Linked DNA regions of Homo sapiens: region 2 is linked to region 1. The links are chromatin loops, found by intact Hi-C in ENCODE. Cell type or tissue: PC-3. All regions are shown on one strand.

The links. Hi-C counts contacts between places; a loop is a spot of excess contacts. Peaks named below come from ENCODE experiments on the same cell type or tissue, not always from the same donor. Only the 100,000 strongest peaks of a DNase experiment are listed, where the experiment ranks them.
Region 2: it touches region 1 in a loop (6-fold over the local background); 1 of 110 quality-filtered maps calls a loop at or near these places.

What each region holds. Positions count from the first base shown.
Region 1 is chr4:104,814,444-104,816,943 of GRCh38, forward strand. No RefSeq gene overlaps it. Among named protein-coding and RNA genes, the nearest start is that of CXXC4, 320 kb to the left of the region's middle. RefSeq lists an enhancer at 1,342-1,431. In PC-3, no CTCF peak of the experiment used is centred here; a DNase peak (open chromatin) is centred at 1,368; H3K27ac peaks cover 358 bases.
Region 2 is chr4:104,727,472-104,729,971 of GRCh38, forward strand. LOC124900746 (a long non-coding RNA gene) reads left to right here. Exons shown (of 2, transcript XR_007058212.1): 1 at 1-239. Among named protein-coding and RNA genes, the nearest start is that of CXXC4, 230 kb to the left of the region's middle. RefSeq lists an enhancer at 1,041-1,335. In PC-3, no CTCF peak of the experiment used is centred here; a DNase peak (open chromatin) is centred at 1,130; H3K4me3 peaks cover 451 bases; H3K27ac peaks cover 2,468 bases.

The DNA.
Region 1 (2,500 bases):
AGATGCTGGAGAAGATGTAGAGAAATAGGAATGCTTTTACACTGTTGGTGGGAGTGTAAATTAGTTCAATCATTGTGTAACAGTGGAAGACAGTGTGGTAATTCCTCAAGGATCTAGAACCAGAAATACCATTTGACCTAGTAATTCCATTACTAGATATATACCCAAAGGATTATAAATTATTTTACTATAAAGATGCATGCACACATATGTTTATTGCAGCACTATTTACAATAGCAAAGACTTGGAACCAACCCAAATGCCGATCAATGATGGACTGGATAAAGAAAATGTGGCACATATATACCATAGAATACCATGCAGCCATAAAAAGAATGAGTTCATGTCCTTTGCAGGGACATGAATGAAGCTGGAAACCATCATTCTCAGCAAACTAACACAGGAACAGAAAAACAAACACCACATATTCTCAATAATTAGTGGGAGTTGAACAATGAGAATACATGGACACAGGGAGAAGAACTTCACACATGGGGCCTGTTGGGGGTGGAGAGCAATGGGAGGGATAGCATTAGGACAAATACCTAATGCATGGGGGGCTTAAAACCCAAATGACAGGTTGATGGGTGCAGCAAACCACCATGGCATATGTATACCTATGTAACAAACCTGCACATTCTGCACATGTATCCCAGAACTTGAAGTATAATGAAAAAAAAAAAAAAGAAGAGGAAGAAACTTAATCACCAAGGTGATATATTAGAAGTTGGGGACTTCAGGAGATGATTAGATCATGAGGGCTCTGTCATTATGAATGGGATTAATGCCTTATAAAAGAGGCATCATCTGATGCCACTCCTTTGCCCTTCCACCTTCTGTCATGTGAGTACACAGAAACAGTGCCATGTTGAAGAAGAGAGGGAAGCCCTCACCAGACACAAAGCCTGTCAGCACAGTGATCTTGGACTTCTCAGCCTCTAGAGAGTAAGAAATAAATTTCTATTCTTTATAAATCACCCAGAGTCAGATATTTTGTTATAGAAGCACAAATTTACTAAGACAATAGGAACACAAGAAAATGAAAGTTCCTCAGACAGTAATGACATGAACAAGAAAAGTCAGCTATCTTTGAGAAGAAATGAAAAATAGAAGTGACAACTAACTGTTTTTCTCATATCCTTATAGTATTAAGTAGAAAGAGAAAGGTATTAAGACAAAGTTACAGCTTATTCCAAATGCCTTTAGCTACAGCTAGTATGTTGAGTGTTGTAAGGAGAAACTGCTTCGACTCTCAATTATTTGCTTATGTAGAGCCAACAAAGATATAGTCTATAAAAAGTGAGAATGATAGTCACTGTATAAATATGAGTAACTGAAGCTTTCAAGGAATAAGCAAGTTTGTTTCCCAGGAAACCAGATTACATGGGTGCATGTCAGAGGATTTGCAAGAGCAATGAGGTGAAGTTAAGGACAAGGAGTACTACAGAAACAAGACTGATGAGGTCTACTTTGGAACTTGAACAGAAGGTATGAAAAAGTGGCTGGGGGCAGGGCACATGAAAAGGGGAAGCAGTGGCTACAGAGTACAGAGGTCTGAAGTGGTTCTTAGACTTTTTCATTCTGCATTTTTCATTTGCTTAATATAGGGAGAAGAGTCATGCATACTGGGCAAATAAGAATTGGTACTAGAAAAAAAAATGGGGCTTAAAGAAAACACCCAGAGATGGGTCTCTGAAAATACCTTGCATGATCATGGGAGATCTTCTTTCACGTGAGTTACCTTTCAGACATTAAGAAACTATATAATAAAAAGTGAGAGAAAGTTGTTAGTATAAGTAGGAAGAGGTGCTGCTTCCTTGACTGATAAGACACCTAGATAGGATGGCCATGCATTCTGGCATAAAGAAAATAAAGACAGGAAGAACAGAGATGAGAGGGAGAGTGATTCCGGAGATGGTGAAGTTCCCAGGTAGCATCAAAGTAGGCTAACCATCTAAATCAGCTTACTGGTTGGACTTGGAGCCCTATGACAGAGATACAGGCTCTAAAACCAACATTCAAAGGTGCTACATTGCCAGCGGACACCCTCAGAAACTTGTCTATTGCCCTTACATTAACTCCTATATAATAACACCAGCTGTACCCACAGCCTCCTATGCAAAGTACCCTGCTTTCCTCTTCATTGCTCCTGATATCACACATTGTCTTCACACCTGTTCATTATTTATTGAAATTAAACTTCTATTAAGATGAACATTGACAAACTTTGCCTGGTCACACATTTTTAAAGTGCATATGTATATACTTTGATACACACACACACACACACACAATGTATACATACACATAAAGACAAATTTTTGAATATCCCATAGGAATAAGTCATATGTATCCTTGTCAGGGTCCATATCCAATCATAATAGGCAAACACCATTACGCACTACTAGAATGAAAAACAGAAGGCAGCTCTGACCACTTTCATCTAACACTGTTACTTGAACTTCTTATTTTAGGTTGGTAAGAGTTTTACTAAGAAACA
Region 2 (2,500 bases), 87 kb before region 1:
GGAAAAATGTCCTAGGACTGATAAGGAGCAGGAAGAATATGTTAATTGTGGTGAAAAATGACCCGAAACATAACTTTTGACTACTTTTTCTGTTTTCTTCCTTGTCCCTAGATCCTCTCCCTAGCTCTTACAACAAATACCCAGTTCCTGTGGGTTTGTAACATCTCGTTATTCCTGAAGGAACAGATCTGGAAGAAGGCAGACTTTTCTGTAAGCCCAAAAATTCTTCAGGGTTCCTGGTAGGTTGATATTATATTCCAGACCAAGAAAATAAGAGAAGAAAGGCAGAATAAATTTTGTATTATTTTCTCACAAATATTTACAGGTCAAAGTCCCTAATCCTTAGCTACCGCTTAGGGTTGTCGTGTGTCAGCAGGGTTAGCCTGGATTTGTTTCATCTTGGTTAGAAAGCTGGTATCAGCAATTCTACTGAATATTAGAAACGTGTTTGTTTCCTGGACATATGGATCATACACACATCATGTCTTTTTGTCCTGTGGAGTTTTATTCTAACATTTATGTTGAGACAAAGATAGGCCCTATTTAGATTCTAAATCATTAGTACAAGAAGATGTTTTAGAGATCATCTAATGAATGAAACCACTCATTTTTTGTGGAAATTGAAACACCTTAACTTGGTATCTAATATTGCGGAACAGTAAACAGTTTAATTTTAACGTGTGTAAGCTACAAGAGTTTCAGTACCTTTAAGAAGAAGAGGAGGGGATATTTTAATTACTGTAAAGCAACTCATGATCACAAAACAAATATTTTCATACTATTTTGTAAATAACACTAAACTCTTTTTATCTCCATCAGCCTCAACCACGTGGTACCATTTTGCATGCAGACCACTCAGGCTGAGGAGCATTAAATTTAATTTGTGCTAAAGTTGAAGGTGGAAAAGCGTGAAATTAACTTGATACATTTTTATGGCATTTTCTGTCTCCTAGCTTCTCTGAGCCTTTCCAATCCAGAATGATTTGATTGGCTGTGTCAGGATCTCCCCATCCCTGGAACTTCCCTCTACTCTCTGTTCGGTGAAACTTTGAGGTCTGTGCATGTGTAGCCCATTCTACCTTTGCCCACGGGTGACCCAGCTGAAGAAAATGCTGATTTATTTGGCTTGGTATTTACTTTGGCCAAGCTTCAGTCTGTGCTCAAGGTTCACTCTTCTTGGTGATTCATCCTTTCAGGAATATGTGTGTGAACAGCAAAAGATGAGTCAACTCATTCAAGAAATCATTCAGCATGGTCCAAATAGCTTGCAAAGATTTTGAGAGAAAGCTAAACCTTTTATAAGGCTATACGGTAAATAGTAACTTTCCAGCAATCAGTTGCTAGTATAACACCTACAAACTTTCAAGGTTTTTACAGATATGCCTCAATCTCTGGGGATAAAGCTGAGATATTCCATATTGTATTCATCAAGGAAGCACTTCTACACAATTTAAAAAACCCATAGAGCAAGAGCTGATTGAAGGCAATTATGTTTAGAGAGAGACAGATGGAAATGAGACTGTGGGTTGCCTACTGTAGATTTCATTTAGTGACCATTTGTTAAGTGTTATAAAAAATGTCTACACCAGGAAATGTAAGCACTCCTATCCTATTATTACAAGTCTTGGAAGACATTGCTATCAATTCTGTTCATCTTCTGATATGATCATTCAAATAGTATTATTTAAATAACATGGTTGTACAGAGATTTTGGAGTTTCGTGAGGATAGCTTTGCAATGGGGTATATTTGCAATATTGAAGAGGATAATAAAAACAAAAATGAAATGTATAAATACCACAAATTGAGAATTTTACCTTATTACATTAGTATTTAAAAGGTAATCATGAATGAATATTTTGTGCATGTTTACAGAAATAACCATGTAGTAATTTTGTAAAGGTACCTATTTAAAATTTATTATGCTCATGGCCATGTGTCTTTTCCAGTACTGGCCAGTTTGCCCTTAAAGAAACTCTTTTACCCCACAAAATAATTTATCTTTTTTTCAAGAGAACATGTTTTTTACCCCAAATAGGACTTGTACTCCACTTGCCAATACCCAATACAAACCAAATCTTCTGCATTAATTGATTCTGTCTGCTGTACAGGGACATTTCCACAGGTGGTGGGCTCTAGTGGTGCAAGTGTTATGTGACATCATGCATTCATATCTGATACATGTAAATAAATAAGTTTACATTTGCTCATGCCTGGATTTTATCAAACTTATAAATAAAGGCCTTCCTGTTTCTAAAAGGACTGTAGAAAAAAAATCAAATGATTCAGTCTCATGGCAAGGCCTTTCAAAGAAAGATTAAAGGGCTTCATAATAAACCTATAATTTGGGAAAATAAGATCAGTGCCTTTCCATTAATATTGGAAATATTAAGAACACCAATAACATGGAGAGAAAAAGTAGAAATAAGAGAATATTTATGTGTTGAGAAAGAAGGGGTAGACTTATTTGTCCTTTAAAAGAATAGTTGAATAAGAAACTC